2 separate regions of the Mus musculus genome follow, and region 1 is linked to region 2. Evidence: chromatin loops called from intact Hi-C (ENCODE). Cell type or tissue: heart. All regions are shown on one strand. Links, peaks and the distances in the headings refer to the core of each region. The heading gives the core; the rest is flanking DNA.

Evidence for each region. Hi-C counts contacts between places; a loop is a spot of excess contacts. Peaks named below come from ENCODE experiments on the same cell type or tissue, not always from the same donor. Only the 100,000 strongest peaks of a DNase experiment are listed, where the experiment ranks them.
Region 1: it touches region 2 in a loop (2.8-fold over the local background); 2 of 42 quality-filtered maps call a loop at or near these places.

What each region holds. Positions count from the first base shown.
Region 1 is chr14:57,901,928-57,917,156 of GRCm38, forward strand. Micu2 (mitochondrial calcium uptake 2) reads right to left here. Exons shown (of 12, transcript NM_028643.3): 12 at 14,353-15,229. Among named protein-coding and RNA genes, the nearest start is that of Zdhhc20, 19 kb to the left of the region's middle. In heart, for the core only: a CTCF peak has its summit at 8,847 (motif pointing left); DNase peaks (open chromatin) are centred at 6,674 and 8,764; H3K4me3 peaks cover 655 bases; H3K27ac peaks cover 566 bases.
Region 2 is chr14:59,107,460-59,122,688 of GRCm38, forward strand. No RefSeq gene overlaps it. Among named protein-coding and RNA genes, the nearest start is that of 1700129C05Rik, 28 kb to the right of the region's middle. In heart, for the core only: a CTCF peak has its summit at 7,073 (motif pointing left); no DNase peak of the experiment used is centred there.

The DNA of each region.
Region 1 (15,229 bases), core at 5,482-13,481, 1.2 Mb before region 2:
GCTTCTGAAGGTTTTTTATCCCCCCCCCTTAAATTTTTTTTAAACTTCTGAAACCATCTTACTTTTACAGATTAGTTGGAAAATATTACAGAGAATTTCTGTAGAAGCTTCCCCCAGCTTCCCCAAATGTCAGCTTACATAACTGCCAAATATTTATCCACACTCAAAAATTAGCATGTCCCACAGCATAACCTAAGCCATGCACTTCACTGGGATGTCACAGTTCCCAAGGTCCATTTTCTGTTCCAGGACTTCTCACGTGTATGTAGGCCTTGGGCCCTTTTAGTCAGCCCAAGTCTGGATGTGGTTTCTCAGTCTTTCTTTGTTTTGCATGATAAACACTTTGGAAAAGTACTGGCCAAGAGGACCAGAAAGACAAGGCAGTATTCTCACTTGTGTGTGGATTCAGAACAATCACATTCACAGGATCAGAGAGAGGAATGGTGTTTATGAGAGAGAGAGTGAGAGAGAGAGAGAGAGAGGACGTATACATTTTAGTTCTTGATGACACAGCATGATGATAAGACAATATTTTGCATGTTACAAATTGTTAAAGGTAAGCCCCAAATGCTCTATGTATAAAACTAGTACTTGAGGTGAAAACAGGTGTAGTAGCTTGATTCAACAATCGTTTTTTGTGGGTATATGTACATATATACATATACATAAACATATATGCATACTCAGCACCATAAAATATGTATAGCATTTATTTTGGCCCATTTGCTAGATTTAATTTACTATTACTGTTTATGTGGAGTCAGTTTTCTCCTTCAACCTTTAAGTGTGTTACAAGGATTGAATTCAAATCACTTGCCTTTCAAGGCAGGTGCCCCTTCCCCAGGCACCTCTTGCAGGCCCCCGTCTATTTACTGTAAAGAGTTAGAAAGTGACTCAAATGCCAACACTTTTATTTAAGAGGGAGAGAGAGGGAGAGAGAGAGAGAGAGAGAGAGAGAGAGAGAGAGAGAGCCATTCAGGAAAGGAATGAGCTGAGATGAGGACAAGTCCTGAATGGAAAGAAAGAAGTCGATACTCATGAAGGCAGAGGCAGATTAAACTGTGAATTCAAAGTCAGCCCGGTGTACGTGTAAAGCTCCAGGCCAGACAGGAAGGACTCTAAAGTGAGACCCTGTACCCCCTTGACACCACCCCCAGTCCAAAACAAACAAAAAGAAAAGTGCTGTTCAGGTATTTTGTAGAAGGGTCCTTAATTGAGGTTCATTTGATGATGATTTCTCACGAATACAATGACAGTGTGGATTTTTTTCCCTTTTTAAAGATTTGTTTTGTTTTATTGGTACATGTATATGTGTGTCCATGTGAATTTTTATGTGCACTGGGAGAGTGTAGGTGCTCACAGAAGCCAGAGAGTGTGGGGTCCCCTTGGAACTGGAGTTACAAGTAGTTGTGAAGTGACTAATGTGGGTATTGGGAACTGTTGTTTTAAAAAAATACAATCTCAAACTTCAATTTACCAAATGAAGACTCAGAACACTGTGGTGAAAGCTTGGTAGCTCAGAGAGGCAGAGAAAGCAACCAGCTGACTGACCTTCCTACTTCACTGATGTCCCAGAAGGAAGAAAACTCCTCCATGTCTTAAATACCCTTCACCTCAACAACTCTCCTTTCAGTCTCCTTAGTTCACTCCCTGTCAGCTGGTTGCTCGCTCCACCTGGTGACCTAGGGTTGACTTTATTTAGCTCCTGTTTACAGAGAGCTCTTGGGGTTAAAGGTGTGTGCTCAGGCTGAGACGCACCACAACTACTTGTTTACAGTAAACAGAAAGGTGTTAGGGCTTGGATAAAAGGAGTTAGGGCTGAGACACGGCACAACAAGGTTTTCCAAGTTCCTAATCTTATGGTTCACAATGTGATCAAATATCCTGCAACAGAGAACTGAACCTTGGGTTGTCTACAAGAACAGTAAGGCTCTTAAGCATGAAACCATCTCTTTAGAACTTGGAGTTGTGGATTATAGGGAAGGAAATCAAGTAGGCAACATGTTGCATTACAGGCATCTTGGAGTATGATTGTGAGCTGCACAAGACTTTCAGTAATTTTTGCTTTTTTCTTAAACAAGGTGTCATCTCCATGTTTGTTTGAGTTAGGGTTCTATTGCTGTGATAAACACCACTGACCAAATGCAACCAGTGGAGGGTCTTAGTTTGGATTTTATTGCTGTGAAGAGACACCATGATCATGGTAACTCTTAAAAAGGAAAACATTTCATTGGGGTTGGCTTTACAGTTCAGAAGTTCAGTCCATTATCATCATGTCAGAAAGCATGGCAGCACGCAGGCAGATATTGTGCAAGAGAAGGAGCTGACAGTTCTCCAGATCCGAAGGCAGCAGGAAGAGAACTGTTACACTGCACGTGGCTTGAGTGTTTGAGACCTCAAAGCCTACCACTTAGTGACACATCCCAGCAAAGTCACACCTATTCCAACAAGGCCTACTTCTTGATAACACCACTCCCTATAGACTTATGGGGGCCATTTTTATCCAAACCACCAAAGTGAGGAAAGGATTTATTTTGCTTATAATTCCAAAGTATAGTAGTGCATAAACTAGAGAAGTCAGGGCAGAGACTCAGAGCAGGAACCTGGAGGCAGGAACTGATGCAGAGATAGATCATGGAGGAGTGCTGCTTACTAGCTTGTTCCCCATGACTTGCTCAGCCTGATTTCTTATAGCATCAGGACCACCTGCCTAGGTGTGTAGTACCACCCACAATGTGCTGGATCCTCTCATTTTCAATTATCAATCAAGAAATTGTACCAGGATTCTGACAAAACTGTAACAACACGCAGTACCCCTTTAAGGCCAAGGGGAACCCCATCTTCTGCACGTTTGCTAGAATTGTCAATACAAGCAGGAAGCTTGTGTATATATCAACAAAACCATGCACAGAGTAGACAAGCTCACCATACATGCAGAAGTGCAGCTACAAATAGGTAGTGTTCTACATAGTGCCCAGGCTATGAACACCAGGTGCCTCTATTATGCAGGCACTGCTGACACAGTGGACACTCTCTCTCCTCTGCTACTCACACTCTTCTCTTCTCTTCTCTTCTCTTCTCTTCTCTTCTCTTCTCTTCTCTTCTCTTCTTCTCTCTCTTTCTCTCTCTCTTTCTCTCTCTTGACCTTTTTCTCTACAGTCCTCTAAAGATCTGTTTCCACCACTCCAGCTATCTCTGGGCTGCCTCCTGAAGTTGGTAGATTCCCACCTTCAATTGCTACATTTATTTCTGCTTGTGACTTTTCCTGGGGAAATGTGTGTATTGGGGGAGGGAGGAAATCTATCCACTCAAGATAGGGCAATGATGATAAACCAAAGAAATGATTCCTCCCAAGTCTAGCCCCCACATTGCTCTTGGAAGCATGGGAGAGAGGTTTCTTGCAGTAGTGCTGGTGACTGGTGACTTAAAGACAGCTATGATCACCAGAATGCTGAAGAGAGCTGGTGGTGACTCAGGCAACCATGTCCCTGGAGCTCCCTGAACAACTCTGAGGCAGAAACTAGAAAGCTTTGTCTCCCTAGCATTTATCACTGCTTCTAGAACCATGCAGAGGTCTCTGTGAATCTCACATTGTAACTTGCTAAGGTTTCGGAGTCTCTAAGTTGAATGTTTACTTTCTTCTTTCCAGGAGAGAATGTTTCAGTTCAGGGAGAATTGGCTACACATCTCTAGTACAGTGAGTTATTGTGTCTGATTTTCTGGAAATCTAAACAGATAGCTTGTGGTCACTTGTTCATTGATCAGTCCAGGAATGAGTTATTGATGGCCTGTAAGCTATAAACAAAGTCTGGACTCAATTTCTGTCATAGGAAACATATATTGATGTCACAGTTCACACAAAAGGCTTAAGAGTTCCATGATCAGAAAGGATCAGGCCCTTAGGGAACATAGAGATTCACCATCTCTGTGGCTTGACATTTCTGTAAGGTCATTCAGATCGACAAGTTTCTAAAAGCAAAGCAGAGTGGACCTGTTGCCATGGACACAGAGGTGCAGGTGGGGAGTGTTTCAAGAGGTGGCAGAAGAGGCTATTGAAACGCCCAAGTAGCTCTATATTCTTGTCTATGCTAACTCCCTTTGGGGGACACTTAGGTGGGATACATACTCTGTTGTATGTAATGACTCAGTTAAAAATAGTTTCCTCCTTAGATCATAAGATTCTGAAGAAGGAATTACACCTGATTTGTTTACCGCTGTGAGCCTAGCACAATGTCAGGCACATAAAAGATACCATACGATAGTCATTGATTGAATAATGCATGTACATTTATAAGTGATATGGAATTAAGGAGGTCCATGCTTTCCTTATGAAAAATTTTAATCTTATGATTTCAATCATCGAGGTCTTGCATACGATGGTTAGATTTAATTATCATCTTGATATATAAACGATAGTCTCTGAGTAACTGCTAGATGGGACTGGCTTGTGAGCATGCCTATGAAGACCTTAATTTATGTGGGAAGACCCAGCTCACTATGGGCAGCACCATTTCCTAGGCATGGGGCCCTGACTGAGTAAGAGGGGAGAAGTGGAGCTAAACACAATCAATCAAGCAGCAGCATGCATGCACTCATCTCTCTTTACCTTTGACTGTGGATGTGATGTGAACCGGTGACTTCCCTGACATGGTCTGGAACATGGAATTGTGCGCATATATAAACTCTTCCTCCCCTGAGTTGTTGTTTTTTTTTCCAGGTCATTTTATCACAGCAACAGAAATGAAGCTAGAACCAGTGCCCTCCATTGTGTTATTAGAATGCTGTTATGCTTACTCTACATTTTCAAATAGAAGAGACATTTGTGACTAGAGATTGAACTATGCCAGAGAAAGTGGTGGGGTTTGCTGTTGCTTGTGGTGCTGGTAGTGGAACCCAAGGCCTTGAACATGCAAAGCAAGTACTCTACCATTAAGCTTCATTCCCATCCCCAGAACACAGTTAAGGTTAAATTGACTTTGAACTCTGTGTTCAGGTTTTCAGTTGGCGTACTGATGAGGCATAAGAAGCTGGAGGCTTCAGTCTTGGAAACTGGGGAGCCCAGGGATAGTTCTAGCTACATCATTGCAGAGGGCATCATGGAAGGAATGCATATGAAAGGGAGAGAGTGATTTAAACTCTAGACACACTGTCTTCTAACTATTCACCTTCATAAGGACTCCATCAAGGAGCCACGAGAGTATTTTAGTCCTTTCTGAAGGCCCCAGCACCCCACCTCAACTCAGTGACCTAGCTTTCTCCAGTTAGTCCCAGTTCTTCCAAATCCTACCACCTGTGGGAACTAAAGGGGGCAGGGGAGGGAGGACAAGGGAGGATAGCCCATGTCCTGCCAGAATTCCTCCTATGCTCTGGGCAGGCAGACGTGGGAGGGCTGTCAGATGCTTTCCACTCGGTCCCGGGTGGTCATCTAAACCACTGACCCCTCTTGATGGGGGGTGGACAAGGGGCATTCCCTGACTGGGTTCCCTGGGGGCAACACCCTGTAGCCCTGGAGTTATGGGAAAGAGGGCATAGAGGGAGAGGTTCCCATACAGGCGAGAGTCTGCACAGCGGGCCTTGATGAACAGAGACAGTCTGTGGTTTTAGAGCTTTATTGTAGAAAGGCAGGGAGAAAGAGAAAAGGTAAGAGAGAGAGAGACCGGCCATGGCCAAGAGGAGAAAGGGGAAAGGAGAGAGAAAGAAGAAAGGCTAGAAAGTAAGAAGGAGAGAGAGGAAGAGAGTGAGAGAGAAGAGAAAGGAGAGGAAAGGAGAAAGTAAGAAGAGTATAAATATAAGAGGAGTAAGAGAGTGAGGTGAGGCCAAGCAGGCCCTCTTATAGTATGCTGTTATCTTTTCTGTTGCTAGTAACTGGGGAGGAGTCTAGCCTGAAGGTCAGAAGCTTGGGACATTGTCTACGTGACTACTAACCATGCTTCTCTTGTGGGGGCTGAAGGGGCAGTAACTTGGACAGGAGGCAGGGTTCTAGGAGACATGAGAGAACTCCTTCCATCTCATGTAGGTGAATTATCACCACCGGGTCCAGGGGTTCAACATCTAGCCTTGACCGGAAACCAGGTTGTCTGTGCATAGTCCAATGCCCCACAACCACCTTTAAACATCACTCCACTGGGGGCCAAGCTTCAATCATGCATTTTTGGGGATGTCAAATGGCATCCAGACCATAACAAGGTCTTTAAGGGTTTAGTAGGGAAAATACAGATTGTAGAATCAGATATTTGGGTTCAAGTCTCCATTTCATCTTTCATTAACAATGGATGTTGTAGATTTTGTCTATTATCCTCAGACTAGGTTCTGCTACTATATAACGAGTGCCATTTTCATAGCATTTGTTATGGGGATTAAGTGAAATTTTATGCATAATACATGTATATATGGGTAGGCTTGGTATGAAATAAGTAGCTGGGCATGGTGGCATGCACATTTAATCCCAGTACTCAGAAGACAAGAGGCAGGCAGACCCGAGAGTTCAAAGCCTGGTCTACAAGAGTGTGTTCTAGGACAGTTAGGGCTACACAGACCCTCTCAACAAACGAACAAAAACAAAATAAAAAATTCTTTCACACAGAATTCACAGCACCAAGTCTTTAGACTTGCCACACCCTGGTGAATGTTTACAAGTGCTCAGAAGCAGCTGCTGTTGGGTGAAGGAAGAGGAAGGAAATGAACTGTGGCCTTTGTTCTCTGGGTGGCGGTTTGAATGAGAATGGTCCTCAAATGCTCCTGGAACTATTTGGAAATGACTAGGGGGCATGGTCTTATTAAACTAAGTGTGTTGCTAGGGTCTGGCTTTGAGGTTCAAAAGCTAGCCCATTCTGAATGTTTTCTTTCTCCCTTCTTCATGGTTGTGTCTCAAGATGAGAGCTCTCAGCTACTGTTCCAATGCCATGCCTGCCTGCCTGCTGCCGTGCTTCACACCACGGTGGTCATAAGCTCTAACCCTATGGCAGTTTAAGCCCCAAATAAGCGTTTCTCTTTGCAATTTGCCTTGGTGATGGTGTCTTATCACAGAAATAGAAGAGTAACTAAGACAGTCCTCCCTCTAGATAGGCATCTATTTTTATTTCCTGGCTCAGGGTCATTTTATCATACTCCACATTAAGTATTGTAACAGCAGAGCTGGAGAGAGGGCTCATTGGTTAAGGGCACTGGCTGTTCTTCCAGAGGACCTGGGTTCAATTTTCAGCACCCATACTGCAGCTCACAGCTGTCTGTAACTCCAGAATCCAACACAGACGCACACGCAGGCAAAACACCGGTGCACATACAATAAATAAATTAATTTAAAAAGCATAACAGAAAATTTGATTAAAGAAAAAGAAGTGTTTGAAATAGGTATTAGGGAATTTTAACCAGAGAGAGCACTGGAGTAACACAGAGAAATCCCTGCTGGAAGCAACTATCATGTTCACGGCCTGAGCATAAAGGCAAGAGGTTGGAGTTATTGTAGTCTAGAGGCTTGAAGGAACAGTCAGTCCTACGCGATTAGGAAAGGATGCCCAGAGGAAAAGGCTAGTGGGGCTTCGGAGAGCACAAACAATGGAGTTGGTTCTAGGCTTGCCAAAAAAAAAAAAAAAAAAAAAAAAAAAAAAAAAAAGCAGCCAGAGACTGGTACTGCAGGGATGATGCAGGGATGCAGGCCGAGACTGGAGATATCACAGGGCTTGTTTTCCAACCCCAGGCTTGAAGCCTCCCTTGTACTGCTCACTGTGGGCAGAGGTCAGGATGCTGCCAGCCAGCAGGTAAAGGCAACCAGCATCCCCAGGTCGCTGCCTAGCATCATAGAGCCCAGTGTGTATGGAAAAAGGAGGCTGGAACAGTGAGACAATCCCTTTTCCATCTGCAGGATCCTGCAACTTAATTTATACACTGTCTTAATTAGGGTTTCTATTGCTGCAATGAAACACCATGACCAAAAGCAAGCTGGGGAGGAAAGGGTTTATTCAGCTTATACTTCCACACTGCTGTTCGTCACCAAAGGATGTCAGGTTTGGAACTCAGACAGGGCAGGAACCTGGAGGCAGGAGCTGATGCAGAGGCCATGGAGGGTTCTGCTTACTGACTTCTCAGTCTGCTTTCTTATAGAACCCAGGATCACCTGCCCAGGGACAGCACCACACACATGGGCCTGATACTCCTCCATGATCATTAATTGACAAAACACCCTTAAAGCTGGATCTTAAGGAGGCATTTTCTCAATTGCGGCTCCCTTCTTTCAGGTGACTCAAGCTTGTGTCAAGTTAACAGAAGACTAGCCCAGCATACCCTCTCACACTTGAAGTGGTCGCCAAGAATTCAATCATATAATCTACTTATCCCTCTTCATGGTGCTGGATATTTATGTGATTTCCAGATTTTAGTCTCTGAAATGATGCTGTAATGATAGTTGATAAAATTATGACTCAATATATTTGAGGAGAAAATAGTCATAGTTTGTCTTTTTCTGGGCCTTAGAATTAGTGTTTTTCTCACCATCAAATACTTCTCACAAATCCTCTGCAAACCCGAATGCTGTAAGCAAAAAAACGTCATCTCTCACTTCACTCTCGTGGAAGGAGGATCGATTCCACCAAAACAAAGGCACACCGCCATCAGAAAAGCTCTGGTGGTGAAGACTCGGAAGGAACTGCCCCGGGCTTCATTTCCTTCCTCTTCAAATACAGCCCGTCGCCAACCAGCGGGCAGCAGGCGCAGTCTTCTGAATACTCACCAGGGCGTGGCAGTTCATGCTGCCTGCAGTGTTTTCTTTCAGACTGGCCTTTGAGACAGTCCTTGCCTTGCTCCTACCTTCTTCCGTGCGGGTGCCTGGGCATGGTTTTGGGATGCAAGGGCGCCATCTTGTGGGACTTTCGTGTTGAATTCTATTTCTTTGAAAGCGTCCGCACTGAGACTGCGATCACTTTTCTCTTTTTGTCTCAATTATCCTACGGTGCTGACGAGGTTGTACTGTGTCACGCTCTCTCTCTTTTTTTTTCGAGACAGGGTTTCTCTGTATAGCCCTGGCTGTCCTGGAACCCACTCTGCAGACCAGGCTGGCCTCGAACTCAGAAATCCGCCAGAGTGCTGGAATTAAAGGCGTGCGCCACCAACGCCCGGCTGAGGTTGTACTGTCAATTTGAACTCCACATTTTGAGAACATGTATTCTTTCTTATGATGATTCTTAATGTGCCTACATTAAAAAGTAATTTAAATTAAGATTTTATTTATGTATTTATTTTTACTTATTTATGGGTGCGAGGGCCATGTGGAGATTACAAGGCAACTTTTGGGAGTCAAGTTCTTTCTTTCCAATATGTGGGTCCCGAGGACTGAAATCAGGTCATCAGCCTTGACAGCAAGTGCCTTTAGTCACTGAACTATCTCATAGGCTCTTGAAGTTTTATTTATTGGAGACAGGGTTTCTTTATGTAGCCCTGGCTGTCTTGGAGCTCTCTATGTAGGCCAGGATGGCCTTGAACTCAAAGAGATCCATAGTGCACATGTATGTGGCAGTCAGAGGACAACTTGTAGGACCGTATTCTATCCTCCCACCAGGTGGGTTCCAGGGCTTGAACTCAGATGGTCAGGCTTGGTGGCAAGCACCTTTATCTGCTGGGCCACGTCAGTAGCTCTAGTTGCTGATTTACATAAACTGTGGTCGGTCTAGGTCTCACCCCCTGCGTCTTCAGCTTACTACATGGACTTATATTCCTGCTGTTCAGTTCTAACTCAGTGCCATCTTCCTTGGCACAATTTATTTCTTTAGTGGTGGACACTGGTGCAGGCAGTCCTGACAGGAAGCCCTTGGAGCCACCCTCTGACCGTTAGCATGTTTCTCTGGGGACATTTGGCCAGGAGGCAGGCTTGCTCTAAGTTTCCTTAAGATTGTCAGTGTGTAGCCAGCAGACACAGGGATCTTGTTTCCTGAGTCCATGCTAACACTCCTAGATCACATCCTACTTTTTGCCAATCTGGTAAGTATGGGTTGGTGTCTTGTCTTAATTTGTATACTGCTCAGAGCTTTCTTGGGGACTCAGGCCAATCTTTGTGCTCTCTCCCCTCTCAAGGTGAATGCAGTCATCAGCTGCTTCTTCCCTCTTCTCCCTCCTTCTGCTCCTCCCCTCCTTCTGCTCCTCCCCTCCTTCTGCTCCTTCCCCTCTTTCTGTCCCTCCCCCTCCTTCTGCTCCTCCCCTCCTTCTGCTCCTCCCCCTCCTTCTGCTCCTCCCCCTCCTTCTGCTCCTCCCCTCCTTCTGCTCCTCCCCTCCTTCTGCTCCTTCCCCTCTTTCTGTCCCTCCCCCTCCTTCTGCTCCTCCCCTCCTTCTGCTCCTCCCCCTCCTTCTGCTCCTCCCCTCCTTCTGCTCCTCCCCCTCTTTCTGCTCCTCCCCCTCCTTCTACTCCTCCCCTCCTTCTGCTCCTCCCCTCCTTCTGCTCCTTCCCCTCCTTCTGCTCCTCCCCCTCCTTCTGCTCCTCCCCCTTCTTCTGCTCCTCCCCTCCTTCTGCTCCTCCCCTCCTTCTGCTCCTCCCCCTCCTTCTGCTCCTCCCCTCCTTCTGCTCCTCCCCTCCTTCTGCTCCTCCCTCTCCTTCTGCTCTTTCCCCTCCTTCTGCTCCTCCCCTCCTTCTGCTCCTCCCCCTCCTTTTGCTCCTCCCGTTTCTATCCCCCCCCACCATTCCCTCTGCTTCTCCTTGTTTCTCCCCTCCCTTTTCCTTTCCCACATAGAATCTCACTTTTGCCCAGGTGTGCCTCAAACCCTTGAACACAAGTGTATCTTCCCCCCAGCTTCCCACATAGCTGGAGTTATAGAAGCCTCTGACTGTGCCCAGCCTCTTTGCTTGTTTTTCTACCAAGTTGTTACATATTCTAAAGGTCAGTCCCCCAAGAGTGTTTCAGAAATGTTAATTTATCTGGGGAACACTTCCAATAGAATTGTGCCTGAACTCCTGGTTACATGTTATTTTATTATTATTATTATTTGTTTTTTTTTTTTTTTTTTTTTTTTTTTTTTTTTTGAGACAGGGTTTCTCTGTGTAGCCCTGGCTGTCCTGGAACTCACTTTGTAGACCAGGCTGGACTCAAACTCAGAAATTCCCCTGCTTCCGCCTCCCAAGTGCTGGGATTAAAGGCATGTGCCACCACTGCCTGGCAGGTTATTATTATTATCATTGCAATTGATTTGTATTAGTTTTAAAAGCATTCTTAGCTATTTCATTTTCTCTTCAGTATCCATTTTGTAGTGAGGTATTAGATGCATTTTATCCTATGGTATACTTATTCGAAGTGTTGCTTTTTTTTTTTTTTAAGATTTATTTATTTCATTTTATGGGTACACTGTTGCTGTCTTCAGACACACCTGAAGAGGGCATTGGTTCTCATCACAGATGGTTGTGAGCCACCATGTGGTTGCTGGGAATTGAACTTAGGACCTCTGGAAGAACAGTCAGTGCTCTTAACTGCTGAGCCATCTCTTCAGCTCTGTATTAGAGTTTTATCTTAAAAGATAAATGTGGGGGCTGGTGAGATGGCTCAGTGGGTAAGAGCACCCGACTGTTCTTCCGAAGATCCAGAGTTCAAATCCCAGCAACCACATGGTGGCTCACAACCATCCGTAACGAGATCTGACTCCCTCTTCTGGAGTGTCTGAAGACAGCTACAGTGTACTTACATATAATAATAATAATAATAATAATAATAATAATAATAATAATAATAGATAAATGTGTGGTATTAGCCTTTAATCCCAGCACCTGGGAGGCAGCGGCAGGTGGATCTCTGTGAAATTGAAGCTAGCCTAGTTGGAATACTGAGTTCCAGGACAGCCAGAACTACTTAGTGAGACCTGTCTGGGGGGAAAACAAACAAACAAACAAACAAAACACATATGTAGGAGTCAGTTCTCTCCTTCACTTGGGGTGAGATTTGTCTCTCACTATGTTACAAGAGTGAAGTCCTGTCTTTGCCTCCTGTCTCATGGGGGGAATGGCTGGCATTAGAGATGAGCCACCATATCCTGTCCTGTATGTGGGTTCCAGAGAGCAAACCCATGGCATCAAAAGCAAATGCTTTTACCTGCTAACTTGTCTCACTGGTTCCTGTCCACGGGATCGTAAATGTCCCCCAAACACCCACATGTTTAAGGGTTTGGTCATCATCTTGGTGCTATTAGGATACAATGAAGCCTTTTGAAGCTACCTTCATGATGGACTGTGATCTACAGGACACATAAGCTGAATTCAACCCTTTCTCCTCCAAGTTGATTTCAGTCATGTTGTGTGAGACCTCAGCTTAGAGCGTTTCTCCCTGGAAGGTAAAGCCCCAAGCTTGTTTTCCCTGATCTCTAAAAATGCAGCCAGAAAGAAGCTCTTTGTTCTCTATAGCAAAAAACCTTTTTGTTTCTGTGCCTTACAGCCAGAGATGTGATAATTGTAGGAAGACCTACAAGGACATAGAGATAGACAGAGAGGAGGCTGCAGCTCACTCCCCTCCCCCTCCCCCCTTGCCAGAAAAGAGATGTAGCCAACTCTCCTCCCAACTCCTCCCAATTCCTCAGCTAGCTGTTAAAAGCTCCCTACTGTTACCACTCAGGGTCGAACTCCCCTGTCCTGCACGGTGGAGGGACTTCATCCTCAGCTAGCTGATAATAAAACCTCTTGCAGTTTGCATTAGGTGTGGTTCTCTTTCGAGTCATTGGGGTGCTGGCCAGCTAGCTCATCCCGGGACTTGAGCGGAGGCCCAGCTTTGGGGGTCTTACAGTTGTTTGTCACAGCACAGGAAACAAACTAGAAGAGAGGTTGGCACAGGATCATGGAGTACTGTTCTCACAGATCTGACCATGGTGTTTTTGGAAGGACTGTGGAAGATATTTGGGGTTTTGAGATAGAAAACAATTCTGTGCTCAGAGTTCAATGAGCTGTCACAGGAGCTTGGAAGACAGGAATATGGGGGCAGTGCAGACAACAGAGGTCTGGTTTGGGGAGTTCCAGAGGGAAGCAGAGACTTTTTGGAGCCATCTTTGTGCTATTTTGAATGAAGAATCTGGGGTTTCTAATTAGCTGGGACTGTGATTAGTAAGAGACCAGCACCTCTGAGGTGTGGTCTGGGAAGTGTTTCCTCATGGTCAGCACACAAAAGCTGTGGTCCAGAGAGGGACCAAAGCTGCATCTCAAGCCAGGTGCACAACTTCAGAGTCTTCCACGTAGCACTGGTTTTGGTGGCGTGAGAGCTGCAGGACAGGGATGTCTACCAGGGTGCCACCATGCCTTCTCAGGTGCATGGTTCCACTTATACAACTTCAAAGAGTCATCTGTTCACGTCTTTTCCATTTTGCCTGTGTGTGCATGAGAAGTTCTTGCTGCTCTCTAACTGGTGGTCTTCCTGCTTCTGCCTCCCGGGTTCTGGGGTTACAGGTATAAGCCAGCAAGCCTGCTTTAAACAGCTGTTGCTAAGTTGTAGGAAGTATATTTTCTAGATGGCAGTCCTCCTGGGCTCTATGATTTGTAACTGTTTCCTCTAATTCAAGAATTACGGTTTCTCTTTCTTGCTAGTGTCTATTGAGCTGCGCTCTCTGATTTGTAACTGTTTCCTCTAATCCAAGAATTACGGTTTCTCTTTCTTGCTAGTGTCTGTTGAGCTGCGCTCTAACTCCGAGGAAGCTCCCTTTGCATACTCTTTGTCTTGCTTCCACTGTCTTTTCTTGTGATTTGAGCATTGTAGCTAGGAAACCAGAAACAGTCCCAGTACCATGGAGCTTTGTGGCTTCCTCCATTCAGCGCATTGATGTGTTTGGAGTAGCTGTTTAATATTCTGGGCAGTCTTGTTGAAAATTATCTGACATGTCTTGAGGGGTCTCTACTGTAGTCCTTCGGTCTTGCAGGTGTGACCAACCTTTTGGTATTGAGATACTTTACTGTCATGTCTTTAGTCCCAGCACTTGGGAGACAGAGGCAGGTGGATCTCTGTGAACTCAATGGAGATCCTGGACTACATAACAAGGTGTAGGCCAGGCAGAGTAACATAGTGAGACCCTGTCTCAAAACAACCTAAGACCCATACAACAAGCCCCCCAAAATCTCGTAATGTTTTATGATTTTGCTGTTTCACACTGTTTCCAGGGACACATGGACAAATGTCTCACCAGATAAACGACAGGGTACTGGAGAGATAGCTCAAAAACTTAAAGCACTTGCTATTCTTGCAAAGAACCTTGGTTTGGTTCCTAGCACCACATGGTGTCTCACCATCCACAGGTACACACACGATATACATACATATGTGTAGGTAAGACACTTGTACACATAAAATAAATCTGAAAAAAAAAAAAAAAGAATGGATGAGAGACCAAAGTAGCAATATCACCCAAGTCTAGCTTGGTGAGCTCATGGGTTTATTGGGATCACTTCAGAAACATGGGGGTATTTACAGGAGCAGGGGCTTCCACACACACATGTATGTCCACCTGTATACATACACATGTCCATCTCCACATAACATTATTTCCTATTTATTTTATTGCAAGCTACTTTATAGTGCCATATTTCCCACAACCCAAGATCCCGTAGCTTAAGAAAACTTGCTATTATGATCACTGTATGTGTGTGATCTGTGTGTGATCTGTGTGTGTATGAGTGGTTTTAGATGGAACTCTGTGTGCTGCTTGTTAGGAAAGCATGGTACACAGCTGTGTCCTTTGCTGGCTGAGCTCCCCTGGGAGTGTCTGGGAGAGGACACTCTATTTATATTTCAAAAGCATGGAACATTTAAAAAAGAAAAAATTTTTTTGTATCAATGTAAATACTTCATCCTGCTGCCAGACCGGACACTGCCATTATGTGCTATTTCAAGGCAGGGAGCAAAGAACACTGGAGCAAGCCTTTAACTGCAAGTATTCCCTAAGCTATCACGGCTTCTGGGATCAGTACCTGTCTTGGGAATGAAGTTCCTTCCCTGACTTGTTTAGCCCTCCAGAAAGCACACTTTGTACACAAGTCTTTAATAGAGCAGTGTGTATTTTCATAAAGGAATACTTTGTGTAATGAAAATTCACCAAGAAATGATGGAGTCGGAGCTGGTGAGATGGCTCATCAGGTAAAGGCACTTGATGTCAAAGCTCGAGACCTGAGTTCAATCTCTGGGACTCCCATGGTAGACAGAGAGAACCAGCTCCTACAGGCTGGCCTCTGACTTCCCACTGTGGCACACACTTATTCACCTCCCGTCATCCCTCCCAAATCCCCCAAATC
Region 2 (15,229 bases), core at 3,153-11,152:
ACATTTTTTGTGAATGTCAAACATGAGAACTATGTTTACATCATTTTTCCTGTCCCCTTTGTAACTGCCCCCCCATGCCTCCCACTCTCTTTAAAAATCATGACCCCTTAATTATTGTTGTTATGCATATATGCACACACATACACACACATATAAACACAACCTGATGATATATACATGTTGCTCATATATGCGTGTATTTAGGGCTGACCACTTGGGATTGGATAGCCTATCAGGGAGCCCATCTCTGGAGAAGACTCTTTCTTGGCAGCCACTGATCGATCGCCTGTAGTTCTACATCCAAAAGGGTGTAGGGCCTGTAGGATTTCCCCATCCATGTTGACATGTTGGCTGTACACCACACTTTTATTTTTTAATACCAAATAAGTGAGTGCCTATGAGACTGGCTTGGAGACACGTCTGGGGCACAGTGGTCAGCCTGGCTTCAGCTCACTTAGAGCATTTCTCACTGACTCAGGACAGAAACAGTCTCATCGCCACCCTGACTTCTCCTTCCAGCTTTTTTTTTTCTTTTCCATTTTTTATTAGGTATTTCAGGTTTATCTTCTTAGCAAAGGATTCACTGCACAAGAGGAAAGTTGGGTTTCTCAGACTTTTCTGCCTCGAATGTCAATCATACAATGCAGAACACCTTGACTTCAAGCTAATTTTAATTAACAGCAAGTCTATATTTAGCCAGGTCAGGGTCTTTAAATTTATTTTAATTACAAATAAATAAACACTTGTGATCTATTAACTCATTCCAAATAAAATATTTTTAAGCCTGTGGAAGCTTAAAAATATCATTTGTGGCTATCATTTGTATCTACACACATGAAGATGTGCACCTGTGTGGAAAGGAGATCAATGTCAAGATGTCTTCCTCCATCATTATTCTTTTTACGCACCGTCTCTAATTTCTGGAGGAGAAACAGATTCTCTTTAGCCATTATTAGGTAGATGACCTTCACAAGTACACCAATAGGAGGAAGTACTTGTTCTTCTACTGAGAGAGTTTGTGCCCTTTGTTACATCAATTATATTAAAATTCCTCATTTCAGGAGACCGCCCTCCCCCCCCCCCCCTCTGTTCTTTGGTAAGTCAGCGGTCAGTAAGCTTTGAAGATGCCTTGGCTACTTCCAAGATGTTCCTTCCCTGTTTTCTATCTCTGGATTCTCTGTCTTTCATCTATGTCCTCTGTGCTATTTGTGATAGCTAATACCCTATGATAGCAAGTACTCTATGCTAAAACGCCATGACCGAAAGTGTCTGAAGGAGAAAAGGGTGTGACTCAGCTTATAGTTGTAGTGTATCGTGAAGGGCAGTCAGGACAGGAACTCAAGGCAGGAACCTGGAGGCAGGAATGAAGCAGAGGCCATGGAGAAGCACTGCTTACTGGCTTGCTCCCAATGGCTTGCTTGCTGTTTTACTCTGTGTGTATGGGTTTTTGCCTGCAGATATGTCCATGTGTATGCAGAGTGCTCACGGATGGTGAAAGAAGACATCAGAGCCCCAGGGCTGTGGTTATAGATGGTTGTGAGCTGCCATGTGGGTACTGGGAGTCAAACCCAAGCCCTCTGGAAGAGCACCCAATGCTCTTAACCACTTAGCCACTATCTCCAGACACAGTAACCTGTTTTCTTATACCACCCAGGACCACCTTCACAGGAGTGGTACCACCCACAGCAAACTGGGCTCTCCCTCATCAATCAATTTGCTTGTGTCAAATTGGCAAACAACAAACCTGACCAGGAGAATGAGCGTTGTGTAAGTACTTGTAATGGTTTATTGTCCAGAGACTGGCAACCTAACAGCCTTACCTGTCCAGTGGTTTGGAGGCATCCTCACAGGTGGAGCCCACAGATGTCGAGGCTGACTGTGTGTGACAGAGGAACGCTAGGAACAGAGGCTTCTCAGCCCATAATTTAAAAATGAACTATAAAAGGAAGGGGGAGGTCAGAAGCTTAGGAAGGGGACACATTTGTGAGACTCTGGTCTCATGGAAGGGAGGGGAGGGATCGGATGGGTGTTAAAGAGAATCTCGTCACTGAGGAGGCTTGGGAGAGGGCAGAAGTGAGACATTTCTCTACTCTCCATATAGAGAAGGTGCAAGACTGAACTCACCTCTGGGAATGAACACAGATAGGTCACAACTGGCAGTACACACACACACACACACACACAGGAGGATACTATGTGAAGGCTGAACTCTTGCTAATATACACCAAGGAATCCTAGGCAGCAAGAGAAGACTCTGCAGCAGGTTACCCTGGTACCTACAGAGAAAGCTAATGCCTCAGTCTTGGACTTGGACCCTCCAGATCAGCAGTGGTGACTCTGGAAACTAACACAATGACACATCATGCATGACCCTGCCTCATTCTGGTGCCTGTCTCTGATCTTTGATCACGGTCTCAAAAATGATTAGATGGGTCAGCCAACCTGTGTATTCAGTGCCATTCTCGAGGCCTGAGAATCAAGGTGTCCAGAATGTTCCAGAGTATCAAAGAACATCCTTGCTTGATTAAGACCAGTGATATCATTTTGCTTTGCTTTGTCACTTTAGAACTGGATTTAAATATGTGTGTGCATGTGTGTGTGTGTGTGTGTGTGTGTGTGTGTGTGTGTGTGTTTATGTGCATGTATGTGCATGCTTGTATGTATTTAAGTGCATGCATGGGCATGTGTGCATATGTGTGTGTGTTCATGTGTTTGTGTGTACATGTGTGTCAATGTCCATGCATGTGTGACATAAAAGTAGAAAGAAGACTATGAAAGGGCAAGAAAAGGTCTTAAGGGGGTGGGGAATGGAAAGCCCGTGTTGTGAAAGTAGAGGACAGACTACATAGGAAAGGAAATGGAGACTGAAAATACAGGGACCAGGGGTGAGGAAAGTCAGTGGGGCAAGGGAACAGTTCATAGCAAGGATAACGGCACATGTGTATAACGATGCCATCGTGAAACCCATACCCGTGTCTTACTTTTTAAAATACTCCCTATTGGTTCTTTGTGAATTCCACACCATGTGCCCAATCCCACTCATCCCTTCTCAGCTCATAATTGCCCTCCACCCTTGCAACCTCACCCCTAACAGCGAAAAAAAAATCTCATCTTGGAAGCTGTAGTGTGTCACAGTATGACCCACAGTACACCCTTTTGTCCACACATTTTTGCTCATAAATATTCATTGCAAAGACATGTTGGTTTGGTACCAGGCCTCCAACATCTGCTACTCCATCAGTACTGAAACCTCACTGGGACTCCTCTCGAATACCTTGTTGTTGCCCTGTGTCATGGAGATCCTGTAGTTTTGGATCTGTAGGACCAGCCCCTTCATGCACTCCAGCAATTCATCCATGGGGTAGATGTTGGGATGGGCCAATTCAAAGCCCTAGATCTGGGCCTGAGAGGAGTCACCCCACTGCCTCTCCCCTTCTCACACACTTGGGTTGGCTCACCAGCAACCCCCACAATTAGGGCCAGCTCTACCTTGCTATCCAGAGAGAGGTGTAGGGCCCACTCTCCTGAGTGTTGCAGCTGGTGAGAGACATAGCCAGCACCCCCACTCTTGTAATCCCTGGCCAGCCCTCCCACCAACCATAGATGGTGAGGAATGGGCGGGGGGAGGGCATCTCTCCCTCATCTGTGCCACCACCCAGCAGACAGAGGCATGGCCAGTTCTCCTGCATGTTCATGCTTTCGAGGCTGACTCATCTGCAACCCCCATACCCAGGACCAGCTTTACTGTGCTGCCCAGGTGAAGTTCAGAGCCTGCTTCCAGTGCCGGAGCAGGTGACAAGCACGGACAACTCTCCGGCTCTCATGACCCCAGGGCCAGCTCTCTGGACTGCCATAGGTGGCAAGGGGCAAGGATTACAGAGGGCATCTCTCCCTTGTTCACACTGCCACACAGCAGACAAGCTGTGGGGCCAGCTTTCCCATGCTCAAGGTGATTCACCTGCACTGGGCCATCAGTGTGTTGTCCCTGTGAGGTGCAGGGCCTCTCTCTGGATTGCACCAGCTTGAGGCCAACTTTCACTAGTGACATGATAAAACAAATGCCCTATGATCTTGGATGCATATCTAAGAATACAGAGTCCTTAGAGAGTTGTGAAGTTTTTACCAGAGGCTGGGTAGGGTTGGAAGAAAGGGGACATTAAAAGCTGGTTAGCAATACAAAGTCACAACCGAAAAGGAGAAATACTTCTGGGGTTCTGGTACGAGAGGGGATGATAGGTTTGCACTGCAAGGTTTAAATACTTGGGAGAGAGGATTTTGACATTTCCTTTCTTGCTTGCCTTCATTTTCTTTCCTCCTTCTCTCTCTTTTCCCTCCCTTCCTCCTTCCCTCCCTTCCTTTTCCTTTTTGTTTTGTGATACTGAGGATTGAACATAGGGCCTCGTACATGTGAAGCAAGTACAGTACCACTGAACTACATCCCCAACCATATAATGTTTTCATAACAAGAAATGAAAATGGTTTGGGATAGTGGAGAATCTGCCGGTCTTTTGATTAGCATTAGACAATGTATAAGTAGGCCCATATATGTCTCTACAAATGAAGGGATTTCATTCTTATCTTGGTTGAAAGGTACTGTGTGTGTGTGAGAGAGAGAGAGAGAGAGAGTACATGGAGGTGGGACTTAGAGACAGACTGACAAGACAGACACAATTTTTCTGTATCCATTCCTCTGTTGATGTACACCTCCGTGTTTCCCTCTCTTTGCTAATGTGAACACTACTGGGATGCAGACACACGTGCCTCTTTCACACGCTGATTTTATTCCTTTGGGTACACTCCCAGGAGTTAAAGTGTACCCATTTCTGAATCTCTTGGCTCTGCTACTTTTAATTTCCACAGCATTTTCCAGAATGGTTGTACTAATTTACACCTCTAACAACAGACAGACGAAGAGGAGTCCCACCATCCCAGCATTTACATTTTGTCTTTTATTGGGATTGTTCTTATTTTGACTTGGTTTGCCTTTTGCTTGGGGAGGCAGGTTGGGTTTTGGTGCTAGTGGTGGGCTTTTTGTTTGATTGTTTTTCCTTAATAATTGTGTAACTGGAATGAAATGACATCTCATAGTGATCTTACTTTCCATTTCTTTGGTAATTAGTGACATAGAATTATACCTGTAGCCATTTATAGTTCTTTCTTGAGAATACTTTGCTCGCTTCTTTTACTCATGTTTTAAGTTTATTATTTTTACACATAGCAGGTGTGATCTTCCTGCACAGTTTAGGAATGGTGTCTTGTTCTTCAGGTGGTCTCTTCACCAGAGATTTCTTCCTTTGTGCTGCAAAACCTTTTAGTTTATGTTTAAAACGTCTGTTCTCTTATTGTTGCCTGTCTTTTATATTCTTCTCCAAAATAGCATTTCTGGAAGTCAGTCTTGTTGATTCATTCTTGTAATTACATCACTGGAGAGGCTGAGACAGAAGGATCCTGAGACTGAGGCCAGCCTGGGTCAGGTAAAGAAGCCTTGTCTCAAACACAAAGAAAATCCTCACTGGACCAAAGAAGGTTACAGAGCGTTTCTGCTACATTTTCTTCTAGTAGCTTTATTGTTTCATATTTTGCATCTATCTAAATCTATTTTGAGATAAGTTTGTTGAATGATCAGGAATTCTTCTGAATGCAGACACAGAGTTTCCCCAGCATCACTTAATAAAGAGAGTTTTCTTAGCCAGATGTGTTTTATTAGCACCTTTACTGAAATCCACGTGTCTTTAAGTGCATGGATTACATTCTATCAACCTGTGACTGTTTTTATCGTACAATGCCACACGTTGTTGGCTATTATAGCTCTGTAGTATATTTTAAGATCAAGTAGTATGAAGTCAGTTTTGTTTTTTCTCAAAAGTGTTTTTGGCCATTCAGGGTCCTTTATGGTTCAAAATGAGTTCATCAATATTTTTTCTATTCAATAAAATTTTGATAGAGATTGCATCAAATATGGAGCGCTTTTTGATAATATGGATATTTTAATTATTTTAATTCATCCAATCCATAACACAAGATGTTTCTTTTCTTCATAAATGTCTTGTTTTCATTATAGAGATCTTTAAAGCCTCAATTAAATATATTTCTAATTTTTTTGGACATATTACAAATTAGTTACTTTCTCAACATCTCTCTCAGGCACCTAACTATCGTCACGTAGAAGGCTGTTGTTTATATATGCTGATTTTGTATCTTGTGACTTAAATGGATTTATTAGTTATTCTAATTTTTTGGTAGTATCTTTAGGATTCTCTATATAAATGAGTAAAGCATCTGCTAACAGAGATAACCCCCAAGATCTCAGCAATCCATGCAAAACCTCGTTTCCTACTATGTAGCCCTGGCTGGCCTTAAACAGAGATGCGCTTGCCTCTGTCTTCTAAGTGCTGGATTAAAGGGGTGTGTGTGTGTGTGTGTGTGTGTGTGTGTGTGTGTGTGTGTGTGTGTGACACACAGCAAGCGTAACCCTGATTTAAAGCAAGTCTTTCATGCGTGGTTGCATATTTTGCAGCAGTGTGCCCACAGTAGCTGCAGCAATTAAAGAGAAGTGAGAGCATGGACTACTCATAAATTAGCTCCTTTGTTAGTAAGAAGGGGTAAGATAGCCACCACAAACTAATTGTTTTCTTAATCATTTTCTGAATCTCAATTGTGTTTCCTATCTCAAAACCAGTAAGCAGCAAAGGTAGACTCACAGACACTGGAGTCAACTGCATAGATTCCGTCTGCTAATCAAAAATAACTCTTCAGCTAGATAGCTACGGTAATGCAAAAGATAATTTATTTTCTACATGACATAAATTAGAAGTTATTACATTCCAGATTAATATATTTTCTTTAATATTTCTGAAATTCTGTCTTTAATTTCCAAGTCCCAGGGAGAGAGCTGTTCTAAGAAAAAAGTCTGTCTCTCTCTCTCACACACACACACATACATGTATGTAGGTATAGCTTACTGTTGCCCACACTGAGAGAGCTATGAATTTGTCTTGTACATAAATCAATGAAATCCTCCTTTTTTTTTTCATTAAGACACTATGATTATATTACTGGGCTTACACTGCCATCGTGTGGTAAAAATGAGAAACTAGTTAATTTTAAGGTTTTTTTTTTTTAATGAAAACTTTTATACGTCTTTCCCCAAAGGTTTAACAATGTATAAAATAATAAATGTACCCAAGATTTTATTTATCATATTTCTGAAATTTTTAGAAATTTTAGTTAGAGTTATATAATAACTCTGGCTATATAGTAGATTCAGCTTCTAAACTCAGATACGCCCAAGCCAACTTTCAGCCATGGGAATGTCTTGTAGGCTCCCAAGACTCATCTGAGACTTAGGAAAGTTATTCATTTTGCGGTCTCAACCATGTATTACAAAACCGTCTGTTCTTGCTGCCCCTGTCATAATGGCAAAATAAAGACCTTCAGACAATGGCATCAGAAACCTGCTGGAGCTACTGAGGTCCAATAACAGTGTCTGCTGAGCCAAGAGGAGGAGGGGAGGGATGTGTGCCATAGCTAATGGGAAACTCCCTCTCAGCTTGGGAAATGTTCTTATTTAATCATAATTCAAAATTTTAGGTTAAAATTTAGTGTTTTTCTTATTTCCTTTTCTCTTTTCATTTTCATCTTAAATATCTCATATAATATTTTGATAATATATTCTTTCACACACACCCCTCTACTCCTCACAGAATCTCCAGGACTCCCAACCTCCCAACTTCACATTCTCTCTTCTCTCAAAATTAAACAAAACTTTTTAAAAATTAGAAAGAAATAACAAAAATAAAAGGCACATGTTAAAAAACAGAGCTCATTTTGTGTTGGCCAACTACTCCAACACAGGCCTGCCCTGGAGTGTGCTTGCTCTCCATAGTGACACTCCACTGGAGAAACTGACTTTCTCTCTCCCAGTAGGTATCAACTTCAGATAACTCCTTGGGTAGGGACTGGGACTTTGTGCCTATTTAGGCTTCCCTGTGCTGGGAGAGTGTCTAGAATTGGTGCAGGTCTTGCGCATACTGCCATAGTCAGCAGCATTCATATCTGTGTCAGTCCTGTGTGTCTGGGAGACACTGTCTCTGTGGACTCATCCACCACCTCTGGATCTTACAATCTCTCCAGCCACTCTTCCACGTCAGTCCCTAATCCTCGAAGGAAGGAGTTTGGTAAAGACATCTCATTTGAGACCAAGTGTTCCAGAGAGTCTCTCTCTTTGCACATTATCTAGTTGTGGGCCTCTGTTTTAATTATCATCTGTTGCAAGAAGAAGCCTCTTTGGTGAGGGTTGAACAGTGCTCTGATCTATGGATATAGTAATAGGTCATTAGGAGTCACTTTATTGCTATTTTCTTTAGCAGAATAATAACATTAAGTTTTTCCCCAGGGCCCATGACCTATCTAGTCTCAGGTCCTTGGCCACTTCAGCAGTGTTAGGTCTGGGTTCCATCTTATGGAGTGGATCTTAAATCAAATGAAAAAGTGGTTGGTTATTATCAAAACATTTGTGCAACTACTGCACCAATATATCTTGCAGGCAGGGCACCGTTGCAGGGACAGGACTGAGTTAGCCAGAGCCAGGCTGACTCCATGACAGGCTGCAAACTGGCAGTTTGGGAGACTAGGTCTAAGTTTCTGTTTTCCAGAAATGAGAATCCAGATCCAGGAACCTGTGGTCAGCCAATCACGGGCACAGGCAGCCAATCCGAGGACACCTTGTCACCTGGCCTAAAGTATGAACAAGTAGCTAAAGTGAGTAAGCAACCCTCTGGGAAGTCTCCAGAGCCTGACCAATAGTAGAATCAGTCAGACCCTGGAGACAGAGCTAACCAGTCAAGGTAAAAGGACACACACCCCTCCCTGGAATTCCCCTACTTTTGTGGGTCACTCTTGTGGGTCACTGTTGTGGGACTCCGTTGTGGGTCTCTGCTGTGGGTGCCTGATGTGAGTCACTGTTGTGGGTTATAGTTGTGGGTCACTGTTGTGGGTCACTGTTGTAGGTCACTGTTGTGGGTCACTTTTGTGGGTCACTGTTGTGGGTCACTGTTGTGGGTCACTGTTGTGGGTCCCTGTTCTGGGTAATACTGATGACTACTTTTCTCCTTCAGCAAACTACCTTTCAGCACCATGAACACTAGTGAGTGTGGGAGGGATTCCCCTGAAAGGGTCATGATAGGCTGGGAAACAATCTACAAAGAGGTGAGAATGAAAACTCAGTTTAGCTTGAGTTAGTCAGCCAGGCTGGATCAAACCAGGCAGTCTGATACCAGGTATTTTATTGCAGCATATTTAAACACTGTATAATTTAGAAAAATTATACTGGTATAATACAATTCCCATTGGCCAAGGAGGCATAATTACATCAAAATTCAACTCAAAGTCATGTCATTTCTTTCAAGAAGGTGGGTTCTAGGGATAGGCTACCTGTGTTAGCTTAAGGGCCTGAGGAAGAATTTGGTGTGGTCTCAGCCATACAGACAACATAGAGGTCATTTGGGCTATAGCCATCTCTGATTCTGGTTCTGGGAGCTTGGGGGAACCCCTGGGCATATCAATATGTAAGGGTCATTTAGACTGCTAGCCACTTCTGGTCCTGGTTGTGAGAGTTTGACATAGCCTGGCCCCACAGATAACACAGTTCATCAGGCTGTTAATTGCCTCAAACTCCCAGTCTTCTAGATAGAAAAACAGGCTATATGTCTCATCTTTTAGAATTCTCTATTTAGTTCTATATCCCAAATTTAATTTGGGTTATTTGTTTTATTAATTATTTTTATTTCCTTGTATATTATAGATACTAACTCACTGTCAGATATATAATTTGTGAAGGTTTTTCCAATTCTATAGGCTTCTATTGTGCTACATAAAAATGTTTGTTTCATGAGATACCATTTATTAATTGATGGTCTTAGCGCCTGTGCTATCAGTGCCCTGTTCAGAAAGTCTTCTTTTGTGCCAATGGGTTCAAGTCCATCCCACACTTTCCCTTCTATCAGATTCACTGTGTCTGGTCTTCTGCTGAGGTCCTTGATTCATCTGGAGTTGAGTTCTTTGCATCGTAGTAGATACAGTAAGAGATCGAATCATTTCTCCCTCGTCTATTTTTACCTCCTTGTAAAATCAGTGCCCATAGGTGTGTAGAATGATTTCTGAGTCTTCAATCCTATTTCATTAATCAATGTGTCTAGCTTGTTATGCCAATACAATGATTTTTTTATTACTATAGCTCTGTGATTCAATTTGAGATTAGGGACATTGATACCTTCTGCAATACTTTTATTATTCAGAGTTGTTTCCATATAAAGTTAAATTTGTTTTATTTCTGCAAAGAATGATGTTGGCATTCTCATGGAGATTGCAATGAATCTGTAGATTGCTTTTGTAAGGATGGCCTTTTTCATAACATTAATCCTACCAATCTATAAGCATGAAAAACCTTTCCATCTCCAATGTTTTCTTCAATTTTTTCAATACTTTGAAGTTTTGTATTATACAAGTCTTTCACTTGCTTAGTTATGGTTACCCCAACATATTTTTGAGATTATTGTGAAAGGCAATGTTCCCCTGAATTCTCTCTCTGTCATTTATCTATAAGAAGATTACTAATTTTTGTGTATTAGTTCTATATCTTGTTATGCTGTGGAAAGTATTATCATCTGTACAAGTTTCCTGGGGAGCTTTTGGGGTCTTTTAGTTTAAAAAAATCATATCATCTGAAGAAAATAAAGGTATTTTGACTTTTCCTTTCCTATTAGTACTCCCTTGATCTCCTCCAGTTGTCTTATTGCTCTAGCTGAGACTGCAAGTACAATATTGAATAAGCATGGAGAGTGGACACACTTGTCTTGTTTTATTTTAGTGGAAATGCTTTCAGCATCTCCCAGTTTAGAATGATGTCAAGTGTGGGCTCATTGTAAACTACCTTTATTATGATGAGGTATGTCCCTTGTGTCCCTAGTCTTTTCAAGACTTTAAATTTTAATTTAAAGTTCAATCCTTTTCACATCAATAGCATCATCCTATTGTCACACAGGGATAGCAAATTGCTTGAACCAACCATAGCTTTCCACAGGTTTTCCAGATTTTGTAGTCTCACGTTCATGGATACGTTGTCCTAATGAACAGATTTCTTCTCCCTTCTCTTGAGGTTTCCCTTCATGTTGGTGGTGGGATCACAGGTAAAACACACCTTCAACTCCCATCAGAAAACACATCTGGGTTTGAAATCCAAGCTTGCGCTGCTGCTGAGTGGAGCAAGCACCATCATTTTTTGTCCCCAGAGACTCTACCTTTTCTGGACAGTGCTCTTGACTGCACCAGGACGAGTTGGCTTTAGGTTTGCCACTGCCTACCTTTTGGTCTCATCTATATACACACCCCTTTCTATCATCTAATGCATGTTCCTTCCTGACACTTACATCCCAACCACTATTTACCAAAACATGCTGTTATCTTCACAACTGCCAGAAGTATTGTGTTGTTGTTGTTTTGGTTTTGTTTGGTTTGGTTCTTCAGCTTCCTCCAATAGGAAACAAGTTCCACACAAACATTCTTTTGAGCAACATGGAAGTTGTACCATCTCTTGACATTGGCTGGACCATAGTCTACTTACATTGAAAAAAATCAGTGATGAAGCACCAACTTGGTCATCCTCAGATGGCTTTCTTTATGATACTAGCTCAGGGACCATTTATCACTGAGTAAATCCTAGAAACCAGAAGTTAAAATCACCACCTTCCTTAATAGAGCCAAAGCACAGCACATTACATAATGGATAGAAAATGTCCCCCACAGACTTGTGGGCTTGAACACTTGTTTGTAGCATTTTGGAGGAAATTGAAGTGTCTTTAATGTGCTTATGTCAGAAACATAGGTAAACACATTTGTATCTTTCCCAGTCAGAGTGTATTGAACAACATAAAGTCATAAGGAATGGTTATAGCAAGGCAACTATTTGCCACATGGCCCCACTCTCTTGGTGATGGTGGCTGCGTCTAACATAGGTCCTTCTGTTCTAATCTTAAATATTAATTAGATATTAACTCTCAGCATTGCAAATTATACATTGCATACTATGTGTGTGCATGTGCAAGTGTATGTGATTATGTGTGTGCATGTGTATGCATGTGTGTGAATATGAGTGTGTGTGTGTGTGTGTGTGTGTGTGTGTGTGTCTACATATAAGTTACAGAGTGAGTGCAAAAAGAACAGTGCATAGGTCTTTCCCATAGGCCCTTGACATGCACACTGGGTTGGTAGTGGCCATCACCACCACAGTGCTAGGAGTCCACCACTCCATGGAGTCCAAATGAGTTACACCCTTTCCTGGATTTGCTCTGTCCAATAAATTTTGGTTCTGACTTCCCTGGTAAGGTTTTATTACAGGTATGTATACTTACAGACCCAGTTTACCCTGATAAATTTATGAAGTAGTACTGTGGTAGTTTGAATATGCTTGGTCCAGGGAGTGGCACTATTTGGAGGTATGGCCATGTTGGAGTAGGTGTGGCCTTGTTGGAGGAAGTATATCACTGTAGGTGTGGGTTTTGAGAGCTTCCTTCTAGCAGCCTAAGGATGCCAGTCTTCTGTTTGCCTTCTGAACAAGATGTTGAACTCTCTGTTCCTCCTGTACCATGCCTGCATTGGTGCTGCCACGCTCATGTCTTGATGATAAAGGGATGAACTTCTGAACCTGTAAACCAGCCCCAATTAAATGTTGTCTTTATGAGTTGCCTTGGTCATGATGTCTGTTCACAGCAGTAAAATCCTAACTAAAACAACCACCCTTTCGACCTCCAGGAGTTAAGTCAGTATCCACAAATAATAATTATAAATATATATACTAAATATATATTCCAAATAATTGGAGCTAGCCACCTCACTTGAATTTATGGCTATAAAATCGAAGGAGGGGGCACGTTAAAATTAAAAGCATTAAAAATCCTCCCTTAAATGATCCAAATATGAGATAAAATATTTCATAGAATACAAATAGCTATAGATAATGAGAGGAATATATAGTCAATATTTTTAAAATAATTTAATTTGTACTTGGTGAACTATGTGTCTTCTTTATCTGCAAACTTCACAAAGCCAGTATTCTTGATCATTTTAATGTGAAGAGACATCATGACCAAGGCATCTCTTCCAAAAGAAAAATTTTAACTTGGACCCACAGCACTCCAGGACATGCTAACACAGGCATGGCCATGTCCACTAATAGGCCCAGTGTTGAGAGGAAGAAAGGAGGGAAATATAGATCTCTAAAGCTTATTGGCCAGCCAATATAGTCAAACAGATGAGCTCTGGGTTCAGTCATAGGTCCTGTATCAAATAATAAGGTAGGGTAATCCTAGCAGGTAAGGTTCAACAATGAAAATATCAAGGAGTTAAGGTCATACTCAAAAAGAGAAGTATAAATGCAAAGAATGTCCAAATCATAGAATCAATCACTGCCATGACTGGCAATTCTTAAAGACATCTGCACCAAATGTGGGACTACTCCACACATCAAAGTAGAAGGCAAAGTACTTCTTTGAGTTCTGTGTTGTCTGTGATCACTAGGAAAAACTCTGAAGAGGTAGAGCCACCTTGAACTTAGTCTTATGGATAAGCAGAAGTTTGAGGGAATCTTAAGGAAAACAAGGAGAATCCAGGAGCACAATAACAGTGTGGTCAATTAGCTGTGTGACATATGAAGAAGTGCTCATGGAACAGTTCAATCAACATGAATTAAATGAAGGAAGGAATTGACAGCAAGGACATTCACTAGCTTAGCAGTCACCTTATATGACTTATATGAATTACAGCTTAATTTTACAGCCCATCACATCACAAAAGCTGTACAATGAACAGAAATGAAATGTTTTAGCTTGCTTTCTTGTCTGTCTATTTGTTTGTTTGTTTGTAAAGGCTTTTGTAATAATTTATGGTAAAAAAAATGTTGTGTCTGATCAGAACATCTTGAGGTCATAATTACTGCTATTATATTGATAGTTTCCAATCCAATAAAGAACAAAAATACTCAAAAAATAAAAACAACAGGATAAGATGGAGAATAATCAAGATAGATGCCTGACCAACCTTTGTCCTACACACACATGCAACATGTGTGCTTACAAGCATGTACACATATGTATAGAGACATGCAACATATGCCACACACAGAGACAGAGAGACAAACAGAGACAGAAAAGTCAGAAAAAAAATAGATAAGAAACACCACCAGCAAAAGGGTTCATAATACTACCAGCGTACAGTTTCTACAAGTAGGAAGAATTTGTTGCTGAACACATACAATTATAGGTGATGGTGATTACAATTTGGAGATGATATTGTAGTTTTCTTTTTGGTTGTCACCACGACAAATCCTTTTATTTTCACTCTGATTGTGAATGTCTCAGCATCCATGTGAGACAATTATGGAAACTTCTCTTCACTCCACCCAGCCCAAGGCTGTAAATTGACAGCATATGCCAGAAGTGTGGGTGCTGATCTTAACAACTTGTCAGAGACTCTGATGGCTCTGAAGAAACTGATCTCAGTACATTGAAAAACAAAAAACCTTTGTTGCCAGTTCCTAACATATTAGCTGCACAAATATATTTTTATCAACTGTAACTTACACATTAAAATATGCATGGTTAGAAGGTTTCATTTCTTGTAGGGAGTTTGGAGCATGTGGACTTGTCTTTGTCTTAGTATTTGAACAATGGATGGCACAGTTTGCAGAGGTTTTAGATCGTCCAGGAAGTGGTGGGTCTCTAAAGGAAGTGAGTCCTTGGGGGCTTGACCTTGAGGTTTTATAGCCCAGCCCCACTTGCTGTTTGCTCAGCCTTTCAAGTAGGAGTGACAGCAGAGATATAAAGCCTACTGCTTCTACTAGTATGCCTTCCCCTCCCTCCATGTCTAGTCTTCTCTAGATTCTGACTGTGATGGAATAAATGCCTAGAGATGTAAGCCAGAATAAGTGTTTAAGTTGTGTGGTATAAAGGGCTAGGAAAAAGAAAATCACAGTTGCAGGTGACTATGTGCTTCAATCGGTTGCTTACTGGGGATATATTGTAGACAGGGATTTTTATTAACTCAGTTTTTAAGATGTTACTGCCCAGGAACTAAATGGTTAGGGATGTTAGTTACCAGGGACAAGGCCAAGGGAGATGCTGGTTGCCAGGAACTGGGTGTGGATGTATTGGTTACCTAGAACTGGGCTGAGAAACTT